Regions from separate parts of the Homo sapiens genome. Here region 1 is linked to region 2. A link is a loop called in an ENCODE intact Hi-C map of the cell type or tissue named here. Cell type or tissue: heart left ventricle. All regions are shown on one strand. Links, peaks and the distances in the headings refer to the core of each region. The heading gives the core; the rest is flanking DNA.

What was found. Hi-C counts contacts between places; a loop is a spot of excess contacts. Peaks named below come from ENCODE experiments on the same cell type or tissue, not always from the same donor. Only the 100,000 strongest peaks of a DNase experiment are listed, where the experiment ranks them.
Region 1: it touches region 2 in a loop (4-fold over the local background); 14 of 110 quality-filtered maps call a loop at or near these places.

What each region holds. Positions count from the first base shown.
Region 1 is chr5:116,577,825-116,587,731 of GRCh38, forward strand. The region is part of intron 1 of SEMA6A-AS2 (SEMA6A antisense RNA 2); the gene reads left to right. Among named protein-coding and RNA genes, the nearest start is that of SEMA6A, 8.0 kb to the left of the region's middle. RefSeq lists enhancers at 1-330, 331-964. In heart left ventricle, for the core only: no CTCF peak of the experiment used is centred there; no DNase peak of the experiment used is centred there.
Region 2 is chr5:116,783,146-116,793,052 of GRCh38, forward strand. All of the region lies in intron 1 of LOC105379133 (a long non-coding RNA gene), which reads left to right. Among named protein-coding and RNA genes, the nearest start is that of LINC02214, 26 kb to the left of the region's middle. RefSeq lists a silencer at 1,620-1,857. In heart left ventricle, for the core only: no CTCF peak of the experiment used is centred there; no DNase peak of the experiment used is centred there; H3K27ac peaks cover 1,468 bases.

The sequences.
Region 1 (9,907 bases), core at 1,211-9,210, 200 kb before region 2:
GAGTCTTGCTCTGTTGCCCAGGCTGGAGTGCAGTGGCGCAATCTCAGCTCACTGCAAGCTCCGCTTCCCGGGTTCACGCCATTCTCTCTCCTCAGCCTCCCGAGTAGCTGGGACCACAGGTGCCTGCCACCACGCCTGGCTAATTTTTTTGTATTTTTAGTAGAGATGGGGTTTCACCGTGTTAGCCAGGATGGTCTCGATGTCCTGACCTCGTGATCCGCCCGCCTCAGCCTCCCAAAGTGCTGGGATTACAGGCGTGAGCCACCGCGCCCAGCCACCCCCTGCCCTTGTTAACTACATGACAGTTCCCGCTTTCCTCAGATCACCTGGAAAAGTGTGGCGGAAGATTAAAATAAAGCAGAAAGATAAACTCAGGTTCTCTGCAAAGACCACATCTAGCTGTTTGATCAGAATCTCTGCTTTGAGACAAAAAGGAGTAATGAACTTGGGAGAAGAAGGGGCTGCTGCTACTCACAGTTCCTTGAGGGTTCATGGGGGCACACTTGGGGAGCACAGTTTGTACATTCAGGCCATTATAATTTATAATCAAGAAATCTATCTGTACCCTCAGCCCCTTCTCCAAAGTTCCCTCCACCTCTTTGCCTTAAGTCAGTGGTTTTAAAATCCACTTGCACATTAGATGACCAGGGGAGCTCTTCAGTGATGCAAATCCCCAAGCTCAAGATTCTCATTCATCAGTAAGGACTGGGACCTCGGCATGGGTAGGTTTTAAAACTCCATAGATGATTCTCATTTGCAGCCAGGGATGAGAACCACTGCCACAATAAATCCTGGCTGTATTCTAGACCAATTACTTTTCCCTAGCCTTTTTCTTGTGGGGGCTGTTTCTTCTTCTTGTCCGTTTATTCCTCTTCACAAAGAAAGGTCCGTATCCTTGCTCCTCATGCTGCTTTCAGGCCATTTCTCCTCCTCTAAAAACCTCTGGCTGACTTTGGTAGCTAAACTCTACAAATACATTTGTGGTCTCATTTTATCCGATTCTTCAAAGACTTATTGTCCTCCTATGTGTCCCTCCACCTGTCATGACTCATGGTAGTGTTAACATCCATATAACCACTGACCCTCTGGCTTTTCCATTTCTTGCCTTCCTCATCTATGCTGTCTTTCTACTCCCCTCCTCCACCTACTCCAGGCTTCATTCTGGGCCTTATTATCAAAAATGCCCCATCTTCCAAATCACTAATTCTGACATCCTGCTTTCCAATCACTTCTTCTCCTTCAATCTTCCTTGCTCATGCACCCCCCTGCATTCACTGATTTCTTGAGGACCTCCAGATTTTGAGTTTTGCTTCTCTCTCGATCACCTATTCCCTCCTTATTTCATTCCTCTCTATGTCTAGCATAGCTTCATAGTATCAGTCCCTCTCTCTTGCAAATACTTTCAATTCTGTTGCTCCTCTATCTTTGGTCAACATCTATCTGACTAAAAGCTAGTTCTGAAGTATGTAAACATCAGCCGTCTCTGCTTCTGAACTGGGCAGCTGAAGCCTGCTGGAAAAAAAAATGTAGATAGATTGTTATCAACCTCAATCTCATCCAAAGCACCGCCTTATCTCAGTTCGTTTCTAACTTTCTCCCCGTAATCAGATATCTCACACTTCATACCTCGTACTTCCCTGAAAAAAACGCAGTCCATCAGAAGGGAACATTTTTGCTTCTGTACTCATTATTTTTTCTTTCTTTCTTTCTTTCTTTCTCTCTTTACTTTCTTTTCTTTCCTTTCTTTTTCTTTTCCTTTCTTTCTTTTCTTTTCTTTTCTTTTCCTTCTCTTCTCTTTTCTTTTCTTTCTAGATGGAGTTTAACTCTTGTTGCCCAGGCTGGAGTGCAATGGCACAATCTTGGCTCACTGCAACCTCTGCCTCCTGGTTCAAGCGATTCTCCTGCCTCAGCCTCCCAAGTAGCTGGGATTGCAGGCACCTGCCACCATGCCCGGCTAATTTTTGTATTTTTAGTAGAGACGGGGTTTCACCACTTTGGCCAGGCTGGTCTCGAACTCCTGACTGCAGGTGATCCACTCGTCTTGACCTCCCAAAATGCTGGGCTTACAGGCGTTAGCCACTGTGCCCGGCCTGTACTCATTATTTTCTAAGTGTCTCTTCTTATGAAGGAGGCAGTGTCCCTCCTCCAGTAGGAGGCCAGTCCCTCCTTATGTTCCCAATAATTCACAGGTTCTCAGAAATTCTGTCCTATTGTCTCCAGACCCTCTCCTGCATCTGCCCATCAGCATGTAAGCAAGCTTCGGTCTTTCCCATCTTAGAAACAGTCCGCCTTGGTCGCCGGGTGTGGTGGCTCACGCCTGTAAACCCAGCACTTTGGGAGGCCGAGGCAGACGGATCACGAGGTCAGGAAATCAAGACCATCCTGGCTAACACGGTGAAATCCCATCTCTACTAAAAATACAAAAAAATTAGCCGGGCATGGTGGCAGGCGCCTATAGTCCCAGCTACTCAGGAGGCTGAGGCAGGAGAATGGCGTGAACTTGGGAGGTGGAGGTTGCAGTGAGCCGAGATTGCACCACTGCACTCCAGCCTGGGCGACGGAGCGAGACTCCGTCTCAGAAAGAAAAAGAAAAAGATAAAGAAACAGCCCACCTTGGATCCCATTTCTTTCAAGCTACTCTCTTCTCTCCTCTCTTCCAAAGCCAGACAGCCCCAGAGATTGTTGATAACCAGTGCTGCCACTTCGTCCTCTTTCATCTACTCAATCCCCTTTTGCTAGTCTTCAGTGACATTCATGACAGTAAATACAGTGGGTATTTTAACGTTTTCATTTTATTTGAATTATCAGCAACAATTGTTTCTTGTGACATACTCTCTGCTCTTGGCTTTGATGACACACTACTCTCTCTTGGTACTCCTCTCACTTTTTTTTTAACTTAGTTTTTCTTTTGAGGAAATTGAAACATTGTCAAAGAATAATATAACCAACATCCCAATTTTCATTACTCAGAATTAATGACTGTTAATATTTTGTCATTTTTGTTTACTGTCTGTATTTTAAGAAATAAAACATGGTGGATAAAACTTAACTTCCTCATCATCAACATCTCTTTCTTACTCTCATTTTCTTTTTTTATAAGTAATGATATTATGAGTTTTCTGTGCATCCTTACATTTTGTTTCTGTACTTTCACATATACCATATGTATCTGTAACCAATATATAGTAATATTTTTGGTTGCTTTTTCTCCCAAATTAACATTAAATTCTATTCTCTCTTGTCCTCTTATTCATTCTCCAGATTGTAGTCTAAGTGATCTTTGAGAGATGCACATCTGATCACATCAAGCCTCTCTTAAAACACCTCAGAGGCATCCATAGACACCCCTAAACCCTAATACAGCCTTAACATTGTGCATGATTAGTTTCTTGCCTACCTCTCTGGTCTCATTTCTGCCGTGCTCCCATCACTGTCTCCCTTTCTTGCAGCATCACTGGTGTTTCAGTTCCTGGAAAGCTCCATGTTTCTTGTTTGTAACTACAGGCCTGCCCTTGTGCTCCTGCCTGGAATACTGGAACTTCCCCTCTCCCTGTTTACCAGACTAACCTCTACTCATCCTTCAATGTCCCTGCCTCCAACAAGACTTCCCTGATAGTCTAGAATAGATCATATTCTCCATTATGTATTCTCAAAGTACCCTGTGAATTTACCTCATAGTGCATATCAGACATTACAGCTAGTATTAATATTTGGTGCAATTATTTGTTGAATGCTTCTCTTTCCTGTTAGATCACAAGTTTCTCAAGTCTTCGGACTATATCTCTGTCATTTATCTTGTATCTCCAGCACTTAACTGAGAGTAAGGGTACATAAGTGAGGGCATGAGTTAGTGAAAGCAATTAGTTCCTTTTCAAGGATTCAGTAGGATAAGGAATAGATCCTTGGATGGAATAGGACCATTTAAAAAGGAAAAGGGGAAAAAAAAAACTCTAGACATATATCATGCTCTTCAGATTTTGAGATTCCAGTTCTAAGGATAAACAAAATCTAGGCTTTCTCCCAACACAGAATTTCGACTATAACGTGTCTAATTTGCTTTTTGAATGGGGAGAAAAAGATTTATGGATGAAAGTGACGAGTAAATATAACAATTTCAAAAACAAGATGCTTAAAAATAAGATGCAATAAGAATATAAATAGAACTCTAGAAGGCTTGTGGAAGGAGATAAACTGCAATTTGAATTCACTGGGAACAATGTCAGAGCATCTCCAAGGACCAGCTCTCCCAGCAAGCTAGAGTTTGCTAACAGTGATTTACTGTCTGCCCCTCCATGAATAGCTTCATGGTGGGACCCCACCCTGTGTATAACAATCATTCCACTGTACCACAGTGGAGTTTGTCTCCATTCACTTCTGATATCAAATTATTGTTTGGGAAATTAAGAGAATGTTAGATGAGAAATAAGGTAATGAATGAACAATACATGTTAAGTAAACCAGAAGTCCATTTTTTTCCTCCACAAAAGCTCTTTACATTTAGTTGAAATCTCTAGTTATGTAACACAGAGTAAAGACTGTGTTTGGCCCTGTTTTCTTCTTTCTGTTGCAAAATAACTTCTTTTAATTGCCCCACCTACTAATATTTAGACTTAAAGATATCTACTGGGATGTGAGTTTGTTTAAAAATGCAGTTACCTAAATGTAATTTATACTTTTCATAACCAGATAAACTGGTTGATTAAGTACCACTTTGGAATTTGCTATTTGGCCAAAAGAATGATGAAAATTAAAATATACTTGTTTTTGAGAACTGCCTTTCAAGGCCTTTGCTTCCAGGTAGTGAAAGCCCTACTAGAAGAGAAGATTGTTCTGGCACATGCTTAAATATAAAACTATGCTTCAATTTGTTCCAATTCTAGTTTTTAGATTATGTGAGAAAACTCTGTACTGATATCAACTGAAAGATTTTTCCAGGCTGTTTATTATAATGAATGTGTATTTAAGAGTAATTTTATAACCAGAGAAATGAAGACAACTAAGGATGTTTTGTTTGCTTTAACATTGAAACTTTAAAACAGAAGACAGCTGTTTTAAACATCTAAACTTAGGCTGGATAATTGGGAACAATGAATGTTCTTAAAAAAGTGATATGCTTGGATCTAAAGTACGTTCTTAATGAAGTATAAAAAACTACATTGTTGAATATAAATTTATCATCTGAAAACTCCCCTGTATATATAATTATAAAATACAAGGATGGTTTCCCAATATCTTAACTTGATCTTGAATTTTGGATTTTGTGCCTGGGACAAGTCTCTAGTTAATTGTCCTATAAAATACTGACTAAACAGCTAGATTTAAGAGTGTTTTCAGATATAACTTTTTGTCTGGAATGAGCTTAAATGATACATTTCAAAATAAGTTATATATAATACAGTACTTTCCAAAGGTTTCAGATTATTCAGTCACTAGTTACCAGTGCCTGATTTGTACTTCACTAAATATAAGACAAGTGGAACAACTGATGTCAGTTTCTTTGTGAAACCTCTTAAATATATCTTTATTCATAACCAAGTACTTATTAACATAAACTAGAATGTTACATTTTAATATTTGAACTGAAAACCTACACACCTGTTTTCTTAAAAACTACTGTATTGTGTAATTTAATTGTATTATTAAGACTCTTATAAAAACATACATGTTGATTTCCTCATAATTCCTCTCCCTTTCTTTGCATGCCTCAAAGCAATTGAGTCATTTCCTTTCTCCCAGTCACCTTTTAAAGCCTTTACTTCTGTTGAAGCAAACTTTTGAAAGTCCCTAAACCTTTACTCCTCCTCACTGTTACTGTTCCCTTCTATTCTCTGCTTTCTGAACAAGATTGCAGACTTGGATTTTTAAGTTATTACAGTCCAATGTTTGACTTTTTTTTTTGGCTAGATTCCCTTGCTTTAGGGAATTTCCTCTTTTTGTTTAATTCCTTAGTCAATACATTACTTTTTTAGGTTTTTTTTTTTTTGTAATCTAGTTAGCAGTTTTTCTTACAAAACACAGCAAATAAACTTTAATAAGATGGTGTATGACAGTGTTAATTCACTAACTATGGATCAAGAATTAGCCTTAGACTCTCATGTTCCTTTCAGTGCATTGTTGATGAAGGTGACTCAAGATGGAGTGATACTTATGAACATTGCTTCTCCTGATCATGTAACAACATCCTCCTTCCGTCTGCTCAGACCTCACAATCTTGAGCTGTCCTTGACTCCTCCTTTTTTCCCATTTGTCACATCCAATTCATCAGCAAATCCTGTTAGCCTACCTTCAAAATATATCCAGAGTCTGATCACTTCTCCGTTTCACCATTATCTCGCTGGTCCACACCACCATCATTTTCATCTGGGGTTGTGCAATAGCTTTAAAACTGGTCTCCCTGCTTCTGAACTTACCTCACTAGAATCTAATCCCAAATAGCAGCCAGAATAATCCTTTAATTCATTCATTAAAATCATGTCCATCCTCTGGTCACAATCAGTGTAAAAGCCAAAACCCATACCACCTGGCCACTTTTGCAGCTCTCAGGCTTTGTCTTCTCCACTTTTCCCCCTCGCTCACTCTACTCTGGCCACCCTGCCTCCTGCCCATTCCCACCTCAGACTCTTGTTTCTCCCTCTTCCTGCAAAACCATTTCCTCAGATATCCATAGGGCTCACTCCATCATCTCCTGCAGGTCCTTGATCCAGCGTCAGTGTCTCAGCCAGGCCTTCCCTGACCACATAAATAGCAACTCCCCATACTTCTTCCTACTCCCCTTACCCTATTCTACTTTTCTTCATAGCACTTATTGCTATCTGACCTTGTATGTATTTACCTGTTTGTTTAATGCCTGTGTCCTACCACTTAGTGGTAAGCTGCATCGGGGCAGAAATGGACTCCTTCATTAGCCACCATAACCCCAGCAATTAGAACAGCACCTGGCACATCCTATACCTGCAGTCAATATTTGGTGAGTGAATGAGTGAATAACCACACCTTACCACATTTAATGCCAATCACATTAAGACCACTGAGGCATGTACTATAAACTAGGTAATATTTAAAACAAATGAGCAGCTTTCTGTCAAGAAATGCTCCCAAATGTAGAGGTTTTTAAAAATGTACTTTATTTGTCTAATGTTGCAGTAGACAGCCTGTGGTACTTTTTTTTTTTAATCCACTTTGTTGGATGATGCTACTTGCTGGTTACTTCAGAAGGTCACTTCCACAGACCACGAGGAAAAGGAGAGCTAGCTTTATGTCATCGCCTCCATCTAGGCATCTATGATCTATGTTAGTCAGCTGGAGCTGCTAAAACAAAATAACACAGGCTTCATGGCTTAAACAACAGAAATGGATTTCCTCAAAATTCTGGCGACTAGAAGCCTAAGATCCAGGTTCTGGGCAATTTGTGTTCTGGCAAGGTCTCTCTTACTGACTTACAGTTCAACACCTTCTCACCATGTCCTCACATGGCTTCTCTTTGATGCATGAGAGCAGAGAGAGAGGGATGTTGAGAGAGAGAGTTAGTTCTCTGGTGTTTGTTCTTAGAAGGGTACTAATCCCATAGAATCAAGGCCCCACCCCATGACCTCATTTAAGCTTCCTTACTCCTAATACAGTCACACTGGAGGTTAAGGTGTCAACATATGAAATTTGAGAGAACACAAACATTGAGACCTTAACAGCCTCCCTTTCAGGCGTAGCTGAGTCCTGTGGTATCCCAGGCCCGCTCTTGCCTGGGCTGGCTTACATAAAGGAGGGGCCGGGAGGGCTAGTGGCTTGAATCTCACATTCAGAAAAGTTCTCTAATGATCTATTTTGACCTTTTCTTCAAATAATGTTCACATACACCATATACATTAAAATGTTATATATAACGTATTTATATGTATATGAAATATATAAAAAAATGCATAACATACATACCCCAAAGCATTGCATTTTTATTTTACAAATTAAATATTAATATTTGCACAGGTGAAGCTTGTTTTAGCACTTCTTATTTTTTCATGGAATGGAAGGATGAAAGGTCTGGCCCTGTCTCAATGTCAGAGAGTCCTTTCCTTCTAGATTTGGGCACAGTGTCCACCAAGCTGGCCATCCTTATTAACCTTATCATCCCAACATTGACCCTTCCTGGCAGAAATTCTTTCCTATGTTTTGATGTCTATACAGCTGTGTGCTTCTTGTCTCCTAATTGTGACTCCCACCCATCTCTTGCCTTTCAAACCTCCTTTTTATAGTCTTTTCTTCTCTGGGGCTTCTCCAAAATGAACAAGGTCTCCCATATCCTCAGTGTCTTCACTGACTCATCTTTCTATCTCCTACTTCACCCCTACTATGGCAGGCAAAAGGATCCCAAGCACTTTGTGGCCATTTTTGGGTGACAAGGACTTTATCAGTTGTCAGGGTAGATGCAAAAACATGAAACCTGCTCCACCACGATGGAGTTCACAGAGAAGCCCCTACAGGGGCACAGAGACCTGGTTCTATAAAATGAGGGGCTCTGCTGAGACGTTGTTTGGCTCTTGGGGAGGCAGCATATGTGTGAAAAAGCAAAGGCTTGAGACCTAGAAAATCCAGGTGAGCCCAGGCAACCCTGAGCTTCTTTTTTTCTTTTGAGATTATGTGTCTGAAATCTCCAAGCCATAAGTGTTTGGAGTACAAAAAGGACCCTAGTGAATAAACATGGCAAGCATGCTCTTGAAGCTTTATGGGGGAATGTGTGATTTCCCCATCAATTGTCCCAGTGTCTTCTGCATTGGCGTAATTCAGGCCTGGGGTCAACTTTCCAGGATGACTGTGAGAGAGCCCATAATTGAGGCTCACATTTCCTTGGAATCAAACCGGGGTGTGGGGATCAAGGTGCTTGCCACAGACACCTTGCAACTTTCTTTGATAATGAATTTGGGACAAAGACTCTATTTTAAAAAATACACACGAGAAAAGTAGTGATAATGGAAAAGAGAAGATAAACTGAAAACATGCAAAGTTTTAAAAAAGACAAAAGTAGGAGATTATCAAAGCAGCACCCTTCTGGCCTGAAATCTTCCCCAAACACTGAAACAATGGCCGTGTGGATACTGTTCAAAGAGCTTTGGAGTGTTATCCCATTCAGTTTTTATAATAATGATTCTAATATGTAAGTATTTTTATGATTTTCATTCAACAGACAGGGCAAATGAGGCAACCAAATATTAAGAAGACTTGGCCAAAATTTTATAGGTGTGAAGTAGCGAGGCAGAGTCAGCACCCACACACCTACTGCTCTGCGTGCTCAGGCAAAGAGGGTACGCGTCTTCTATGCAGTTGGTTCCTTGTTTCAGCCCTTTGGGAAAATACACATAAGTCCAAAATGTCTTTGAGGCATGTGGCGTTTAAGGTTACCGCTAATTTAACAAAATATAGGTTGGTCCAAAATGTGTGTAATGTTATGGCAAATCTTTCTCTAACACAATTTTAGCAAATTGTTTACATTTAAATGTGTACTCATTCAAACAAAAACCAAATTATAGGAAAATCTTAATTACAAAGGAGATAAAGCAGAGGTTGGTAATTTGATTTATGAAAACGATTATTTGCTTTTGAGAGGGATCAATGTTGAAGAAAGCTCTTGATTCAGGCTTAATGTCTAACCTGACTAAAATTATACTTACAACCTATGTCTGTTGCATGAAGAATGAATGCACCATAGGTTCTGCGCTTCCAAGTGTGTGGTCAATTTCTTCGGGACAGTGTTGGGCATGGCCGTGTACACCAGTTGATTTTCCTCTTGAGCTGGTTCCAGAAACAGTGAAATACAAAAATGTTTTCTCTTCTTAGAGTATGAGCTTCTAACAACAACAACAACAACAACAAAAATCAACCTCCTGCACTGGGATAACTGACTATCCACTTGGAAAATAGT
Region 2 (9,907 bases), core at 739-8,738:
TAGGTACAAGGTTTCACCCTGTTGACCAGGCTTGTCTCGAACTCCTGACCTCAGGTGACCCACCCACCTTGGCCTCCAAAAGAGCTGGGATTACAAGCGTGAGCCACCGTGCCTGGCCCTCCTCACCCCACTTTTAAGCTATTCCATTCCTGTGAGGTAAGCACTATTGCTTTCTTTTTTTCATATATATATATATATATATATATATATATATATATATATATATATGAAAAATGTTGGCTTGCTGCACCCATTAACTCGTAATTTACATTAGGTGTATCTCCTAATGCTATCCCTCTCCCCTCCGCTGACCCCACAATAGGCCCCGGTGTGTGATGTTCCCCTTCCTGTGGCCAAGTGTTCTCATTATTCAATTCCCACCTATGAGTGAGAACATGCGGTGTTTGGTTTTTTGTCCTTGTGATAGTTTGCTGAGAATGATGGCTTCCAGTTTCATCCATGTCCCTACAAAGGATATGAACTCATCAATTTTTATGGCTGCATAGTATTCCATCGTGTATATGTGCCACATTTTCTTAATCCAGTCTATCATTGTTGGACATTTGGGTTGGTTCCAAGTCTTTGCTATTGTGAATAGTGCCGCAATAAACATAGTGTGCATGTGTCTTTATAGAAGCATGATTCATAATCCTTTGGGTATATACCCAGTAATGGGATGGGGTAAGCACTATTGCTTTCTCTATTTTATGGATGTGCATGCTGAGGTTCACAGGGATTTTGTTACGTTTAGTTAGTAGGTGAGCCAAGATGAGACTTGCACTCTTTATTCCAGGAATAACTATCATTTCTGATAGTTATAAGGGTTCTATAGAAAGTGGAGCAAGGGATTTTGTGGGGAGTGGTGGTGTGGTGGTTGGAAGGAGGATGGCTAGAAGGTGGAGATTTAGGTGGTGTGGGAGGTAGTATTTTTAGTAGAGGGCCACTGTTAACCTGTCTAAAAACATTCAAATTCATGTGTTTTCTTTCTTTCCTTCCTTCTTTCCCTCTCTTTCTTTCTTTCTTTCTTTCTTTCTTTCTTTCTTTCTTTCTTTCTTTCTTTTTCTTTCTTCCTTTCCTTTCCTTTCCTTTCCTTTCCTTTCCTTTCCTTCTTTCTTTCCTTTTTCTTTTTTTTGGAGTTGGAGTCTCACTCTGTTGCCCAGGCTAGAGTGCAATGGTGTGATCTCTGCTCACTGCAAGCTCCACCTCCCGGGTTCATGCCATTCTCCTGCCTCAGCCTCTGGAGTAGCTGGGACTACAGGCACACGCCACCACGCCCAGCTAATTTTTTTTGTATTTTTAGTAGAGATTGGATTTCACCGCGTTAGCCAGGATGGTCTCGATCTCCTGACCTCGTGATCCGCCTGCCTCGGCCTCCCAAAGTGCTGGGCTTACAGGCTTGAGCCACTGTGCCAAGCCTCATGTGTTATATTTCTGCTCTGGTCATCATATAGATTCAGCCTGTGCATTTCATGGGATCTTTTGTTGGAAATATTTTTTATTTTACAGATGGAAAACAAACAAAGACCCTAAAACAAAGAGAGGTCACAGGACTTGGTCAGTGTCACACAGCTCAGCTGATTTGTGCAAAGTTGGGGCCAGGATCTAGGTTTCCTGACTTCCAGAACTGAGCTCCTTCTACCACACTACACAGAGTCTCTACCCATGAGCCAGGCATCCTTGATGTGGCAGCAAGCCGGCCCTTCCTGCCTTATGCCGAAGGCCAGGGAACTCAAGCAGGGAGACAGACATCATGTTCTTGAGAGCTCTGAGCCATGTTCCCTGCCAGCACTCTTACCCTAACCATGCAAATAAGGATGAAGCTTATCACAAACTTACAGATTATTTAGGAGGAATCAAGCAGATTTTAGCCTTTGCTGTAAAAGCAGCACACGTGTGTGTGTGTGTGTGTGTGTGTGTTGCGTGTGTGGCAATTAGGCATGGATTTTCCAGGCCTCTAAGGACCTGTGTGTTGTGATGATTCTTTGTGGAGAATGATATACAAAAGGTTTGGCAAGGCCAGTGGTTCTCGGGCCGCATGTGCCATGCAATTCCAGACAGGTCACCTTAGACCAAAACAGTTCTTTTGTCCAGTTCCCAAAAGTTCATCTCTCGGTCTCTATGACAGAGACCTGGAAACACAAACTGGCTTCAAACAAAGCCACTCTACCATGTGTGCTAAACCCTGGCCATTCACATAAGCTGTTGTTTCAGCTCATTTCATCATCTTTGGCTCAATCCTTGGAAAAGTACTTTCATATAATTGAAAAAGCAAAACATTGTATTTTTTCACTATATAAAGAATCACGTTCATTGCAGAAAGTTTACAAATTACTGATGTACACAAAGGAGAAATTTAAATTGCTCTAATCTGACAATAATTATTGGTAAGTTGTAAGTGTAGCCTGGTCTATTTTTTATGCCTGAAGATACTTTTTTAAAATAAAAAAAATTGGATCATACTATAAATAGCTTTGTGACTGGCTAATTTTTATTTTTTTTCCTCCTAATACAATAATAATATCGGAATTTTTGTTGAGTGCTTCTACATCTCAGCTACAAAAATTTTGTAAAACAGCTACTACAATTGCTAGTTTACAGCTGAAGAGACAGAGGCTCTGAGATTAGTTATTCTTCCTCTTCATTCTCTCATTAGATAATCTCATTCTAGGCCATGCCTCACAGTTAATTTATAAATTCTAGCTCAAAAGTTTACTGTCAGCCCTGACTTCCCTTCTCAGCTTTAGACTTATATATCCAACTGCCTCCCTACTTAGTATCTTAATTTGGATCTCAAAAGTGCCTAGGACTCAACTCATCCAAAATTGTGCGTGAGTATTTTGCAGTGGGCAACACAGGAACCTGCCCTAAGCTCCGATCTTAGTCTCTTGGAATCCACGCTTGACTTTCTTGAATTTATTCTTTTTTTTTTTTTTGAGATGGAATTCTGCTCTTGTTGCCCAGGCTGGAGTGCAATGGTATGATCTCGGCTCACTGCAACCTCCGCCTCCTGGGTTCAAGCGATTCTCCTGCCTCAGCCTCCCGAGTAGCTGGGATTAAATGTGCCCACCACCACGCCAGGCTAATTTTTGTATTTTTAGTAGAGATGGGGTTTCACCATGTTCACCAGTCTAGTCTTGAACTCCTGACCTAGTGATCTGCCCGACTCAGCCTCCCAAAGTGCTGAGATTACAGGCGTGAGCCACCACACCCGGCCTTGAATTTCTTCTTTACACAGCAGCCAAAGGATCTGGTCAAAATACGAATTTGGTTACGCTACCATCAATTTATAACACTTAAGTGACTTTCCTCTGCTTTTCAGGGAAAGACCAGAATCTTTAACATGGTCCACAAAGCCAGTTGTAATTGGTCTGCCTCTCTCGCCTCAGTTCACATGGTCTTCTCATGCTCTTCACCCCAACATCCCTGACATGCTTAGTTTATTTAACTAAACTGCAATAAAATTTTGCACTTGCTGTTCCTTCTAACTGGAACGCCCTTCCTGCCACCCTGTTTGTTCTTTGCCTGGATGACTCCTACTTTCTTTTCAGATGTCAGTTCAGCCACCACGTCTGTAGATAAGGTTTCCCTGTGCCTCTTGACCAGGGCAGTTCCCCTGTATTAGTCACTGTTTTAGCACTGTGGGGGCCAAGGCCCATGGACACCTAAAGTTTTGCTAAAAAAATCACTTACATCAGGCAGATCGATTAATGATTCTGTTACATGGAACACATTTTAGATTTCTGGCTGGCTTTGGGAAAGGATGTTCTGGTTTGCATGACACACCTTGGGGAAGAGGGATTCTAGTTTCTGTGGCCAGCCTTGGGGGAGAATGGGACTGAGAGACAGGAGAACAGGGGAAGGTAGGATGAAAACTTTTGCTTCTGAGGCTGCTGCTGAGGCCTTCATTTGGTGGTATTGTTTTCTGAGCCCTGACAGCACCCTGCTATTCTTTTTTGTAGCACTTATCACAGATGTAAACTTATACCTACTTGTGTGATTCTTTAATTGAAGACTATAATTTCATTTAGACTGCAAGCTCCACAAGGGCGCGAACCACACCTGTTTTTATCTACCATTATATCTTTACTGACTAGAGCATTGGTCAGCACATATTTTTTAATAAATAATATATGTTAGATGAACTAGTTGAATGACTTTCCCCAGATAAAATGGCTGAGCCAAAATGGAAGCTAATGTTCTTTCTATTATATATGATAAAATCAGGCAGGTGTAAAGCAATAAATACATGTATATGAGGTATTTACCTAAGAGTTGACCAGGCGCAGTGGCTCAAGCCTGTAATCACAACACTTTGAAAGCCTGAGATAGAGCTCAGGAGTTTGAGACCAGACTTTGTCTCTAAAATAATAATAATAATAATAAAATTAAGAATATACTTTAGCATTCCTATTTCCCAGATTTTCCCAGATTTCTGTCTGAACCCACCTCTGTGAACTCCAACCCTTTCTACACACATAAAAGCAAGGATTTTCATTGCCTGCTGGGGAGAATTTGCTAATGTATCATGGTTTTGATTCATACTTCTTGCAGTAAATATATCCTTTGACTAACACCTAAGCCTTGGGTCAGACACAAGAGAAAAAATGAAAAAGAAAGCATGGTTCTAGACCGCAACGTGGAGAGGTATGAGATCAGAAGCAAAGTGACAGTGAGAGCAAGGGCAAGTTGGAGGTGGTGTGGACAAACAGTGGATAGAAACCAGAGAATATTTAAACTGTAAGGGACTCTAGAAATTATCTAATTTAAAATTCTTATTTTACAGAGAAATAAAATTCTCATTTTATAAAATTCTCATTTATATCACAGCCGAAGTCACACATTTAGTTATTGAAAGCTCCAGGACTAAACCTTATATACCTCCCTTGCAGAGGGTGAAATTCCCAAATACTTATGTTAGCCCATTGACAAGTTCTAATTGAAATGTGTACTATATAGTCCACAAATATTTAGTATGGAAAGTGTAGGAAAAGTAATTTGAAAGCTAGTAAACTCGTAACAACAACAATAATAACAGCAGCAGTAGTAGCAGCAGCATTTTGTGTTTACACAATGTTTTCTTGTTTGAAAAATATTTTTCGGTACTTCCTGTCATGCAATCCTTACAAAACCATTGAGGTAGACAGGGCAGGATTCTTCCTCATATGCTACATATATAGGAGGAAATATACACCCAAGAAGATAACTTGTCCAAAGCCAGCGGCTACTGAATGGTAGATCTCAGCCTCAGATTCAGATTCCTGGACTCCAAGTTTATTGCTGTCATCATTGCCTCTTGCTGCCTGAAGAGGCTTTGTTAAATGTAAAACCTTACACAGCAATTCTCCAAAATCTCCGTGAACTTTCCCACATAGGTGGAGGCTCACCTTCCAAGTTTAAGAGTATATTATGTGGAACCCATATGTAGTGACCCTGATCTTTCCTAGGCTCAGCCCTTCCCTTTCTCAGTATCAGGAAGCCAAATCTCATGGAGCTGTGATTTTGTGCCAAGTTCATCAGGGAGCACTGGATTAAGATTCTCATGTTGACAGCAACTTTGTCTTGTGAAGGTGCACAAAGCCTGCCTTATGCATTCCCTTCACACCTGGGAAGACTGGAGTATATTTCTATTTGTAAACATATATGCCTCAATACATGTAACAAACAAACAGAAATGTAGTTTCTTTGAAAATAATCTACTGTTACCCTTCCATTTCAATCATATGGTGAGTTTTGAATATATTTTTCTTTCCAGAGCCCATGAAAAGGTGTTTATTCTCCCCTTCTCTTTTAACCAGCTGGGTGCCAACATTTTCTTTCCTTCTCTTGATCTGACGTAAGTTCAGTTTTGGCTTCTGTCTGCTATTCCAGCTGGTAACCTGCAGGTAGTTGGATGAAAGAAGCTTTTTCTCAACTCAGGCAATGCACCAAGTCCCAGACACATACACACATATATACACACACACACACACAAACACTGTGGAGTACAATAGTTTGACGTACAGGATGCTCTGCAGAAAGAGGTCAGTTCGCTTCTACCCACAGTCCTCTGTTGGCCAGCTCAAGGCATTAAAACTGGCTGCTATCAGTGCAAATCAGCATCCTGGAAAAGGAAGGTCTAGGTCAAGAGGAAGGAATATCCCATCCTGAGGAAGATAGATTAGATTTGTTTGGTATGATTGCTTGGGGACAGCTTCAAAATTTACAATGCTCTGCAACTCTTAATTTAGCCTGCTATCGGTTTAAGATTACTAACCTGTATTTAGAAGAAAGACACATTCATTATTGTTATTAAGCAATCTAATTTTAGAATTATTACTAGACTAAAACTCAGGAATATAATAATTTTGAGCTAGAAATGTGACTAATAAAGCTGCCCATGTTTCTACATTTGCATATTAAAGTCTGTAATTAAAAGTAAATAGTGAAACAGGAAAACTTCTTTTGGGTAATATGGTAAAGGATGAATTGCTTTTAGCAAATATTGTTTTGATGAATGAGCTACTCAAATGGCAGATTGCCTTTTCAGATGTAATTATATTTCATTTAGATTAGAGACTGACTGTACAGCATGTTCTTTTTATTTAGGCTGGCTAGAGACCAGGGATCACCCCTAGTTATCACAAAGCATGTGCATGGCTGCTTTGGTACAGGTCAACTAGGGATCACCTCAGACTCTGCAAATGTAGAGTCGGAGACAAATGAGATGTTGAAATTAGGTAGCCTCAGGTGACTTCAGTCTACACAAATCTGGTATATAATCATACAGTTTCTTAACATGGCAAATTCTATACCTCCCTGCTTCTTATATGCATACCTCTTTTTTTTTTTTTATTCGCTGTTGTTTTGTTTTCTTGCCTACTTGCTTTGGCTAATACTTCCAAAACAGTGTTAATTAAGGATCATGATTGTAGTAATTTGTGTCTTATTCTTGACTTTGATGAGGAAACTCCTGATTTGCTTTTACTCATTCTGATGGCTGAATGTTTTAAGTTTGTATACACTATTTCTGAAAGTAGCAGCACTTATTGGTAGTCCCTGAAGTGACTTTTTCAGCATTTTATGCCCTACATGGCTTAAGACCTCTGTGGTTCTCAGTCATTGTGGTCTTACCTTCACCAATGTCTAATTAGCTTCGTCTAAGACTCTAGGGCTAGTTTCTAACTTACGTCTGGAGGAACATTTGGGAGTCTGATGTGTGGATTTCTGCCTTATTTCCAAGCCTTACGTTGTACCAAGTTCTGGTAAGTTAATCTCTGTGCTATGGTGACTGTGAACAAGAGGAATTAGGTTCAAATCCTGTTTATTCTACTCACCAGCTATTTGACCTTGGCAAGTTATTTAATTTCTATGTGCTTCCACAAATTAGGATCATAGCAGTACTTGTCTCATAAGGTTATTATGAGCTTTAAATTAAATTATGCATGTAAAAACCTTAGGAGAAAGCTTACCTGCTATCAGTTTAAGATTAGTAAGATACTCCCTAAAGGTTTGTGGTTATTACTACTATTGGAAAATATAGTAGTAATATTTTTATCATCGTTACTAGGGCGCTGCCACCAGTTATTGGGCTCATTTTAGTGGGACACGCCATTACAACATATTGACCTTTGGGATGAAGAATGTTGTTCTTTTTTTTTTTTTTTTTTGAGATGGTGTCTCGCTCTGTTGCCCAGGCTGGAGTGCAGTGGTGCAATCTCAGCTCACTGCAAGCTCCACCTCCTGGGTTCACACCATTCTCCCACCTCAGCCTCCCGAGTAGCTGGGACTACAGGCACCCGCCACCACACCCGGCTAATTTTTTTTTTTTTTAGTAGAGACAGGGTTTCACTGTGTTAGCCAGGATGGTCTTGATCTCCTGACCTTGTGATCCGCCCACCTCGGCCTCCCAAAGTGCTGGGATTACAGGCGTGAGTGCCCGGCGAAGAGTGTTCTTAAATTATCTATTGCCTGACCTCAGGTATCAGTATTCTATCTGCTGGCTAAAACTTTCTTTAAAGACTCAGTTCAGGGTTAAATTCTACTGACCAACTTCTACTTCACTTCTTGTGAGCCTATTCCCATCTAAAACATTTAACTAGAATATTCATAGCTTTTTTTTGTACTTCTTTTTTTCTTTTACAGCACTAATGCACTTATATATTAGTGCTTTTCCAAAAGTGACACTGATTAGTGATAAGGGATATTATCCCAGCTCTGCAAAATCACTGAAACAGAGTTCAAAAACATAAAATTATGTTAATCAATTTGTTCACTTAGCAAATATTCATTTAACTTAGATTCTAGGATTAACACTGTGCCAAGGCATAAAATAAATATATAATAATGTAAGATTTGATCACTACCCTTGAAGAACTTATAGTTTAGTTGAATAAGACAATGACCGTGGTTGTCCAAGGCAAAGCTGTGGAAGTGAAGGTGTGGATGAACAGCTTAGTAGGGAAGTGAGATTTGAGTTGAATCATGCAACTTTTAAAGAGAGTACAATGAGTTTTGAATGAATTTTTCGAGTCCATGAAAAAGCATTAGCTCCTTTCAATTAGTGAATGTCAACATTTTCTTCATCTTTCTCTTGAACTGAAGAAAGAGAAGGGCATTCCTGTTGGGGTACCAAGACTGGCAGTAGATTCCAATTTGGTGATATTAATTATAATTAATGCAATTAACTCAATTGATTTATTCAGCTACCCTTGCTCTACTTTCATGATTTTCCCGTTTCTGCATATTACCTGCATTATTACTTACTTAATAATTTTCTTTAAATCCCTGTTTTGTGTTTAAGTAAACTTATTTTTTGTTATTATTATCTTAAGTAGAAACATAGTATATCTTGCTAGTAAAAAGAGATAACAACAAAGTATATACATGACTGTTTAATTTAAATTCTAAAACGTTTATCTATAAACCATTTAGAATTGTCTCACATACCACTGGTGGGGAACCCTGACCTTGCCATTCTACTGTCCCTATGGGAAGGAGCACTGAATGGTTGATGGAAGTTTATTTTTTACTTTTTATTTTTATTTTTTTGAGACGGAGTCTTGCTCTGTCGCCCAGGCTGGAGTGCAGTGGCGCGATCTCGGCTCACTGCAAGCTCCGCCTCCCGGGTTCATGCCATTCTCCTGCTTCAGCCTCCCCAGCAGCTGGGACTACAGGTGCCCACCACCACGCCTGGCTAATTTTTTTTTTTGTATTTTTAGTAGAGACGGGGTTTCACTGTGTTAGCCAGGATGATCTTGATCTCCTGACCTCATGATCTGCCTGCCTCAGCCTCCCAAAGTGCTGGGATTACAGGCATGAGCCACCGCACCCGGCCAGAAGTTTGTTTTTTAATACTGCTTGACATTTCCACACTCCTCTAATTCTACTTACCTACCATCACTCTATCTTTTACTTTGTCTTATTTTCTTCATAGCATGTTTCATTTCCTAAAATCATATTATTTATTTATTTCCTTTGCTTATCTGTTTTTTATGACTAGAATATAGATTCCATGTGGGCAAGGATTTTGTCTTGATTACCTCCATTCCCCAGGGCCTGACATATATTAGGCACTCAATTTCAGGAGTTCCATGGCAATATGGTGAGAAACTGCTGTGATGCAAAAATCTGGGTTGGACCAAATAACTCTGTTTGCTAACTTAATACTTTATTACCGGATTTTTTTTTTCTTTCATGTCTTTTATTGTTTACTATGACTTTGGGCTTTGTTTATCCAACTGGGTTCCTGGACCTTTTTACTTCTCTGAGCCTATCGATTTTCAGAACTTTGGGCTCTACTTTCTTGCATTCATTTACTTCTCTATTTATTTATTTATTTTTTGAGATGGAGTCTCGCTCTGCTGCCAGGCTGGAATGCAGTAGCGCAATCTTGGCTCGCTGCAACCCCTGCCTCCCAGGTTCAAGCGAT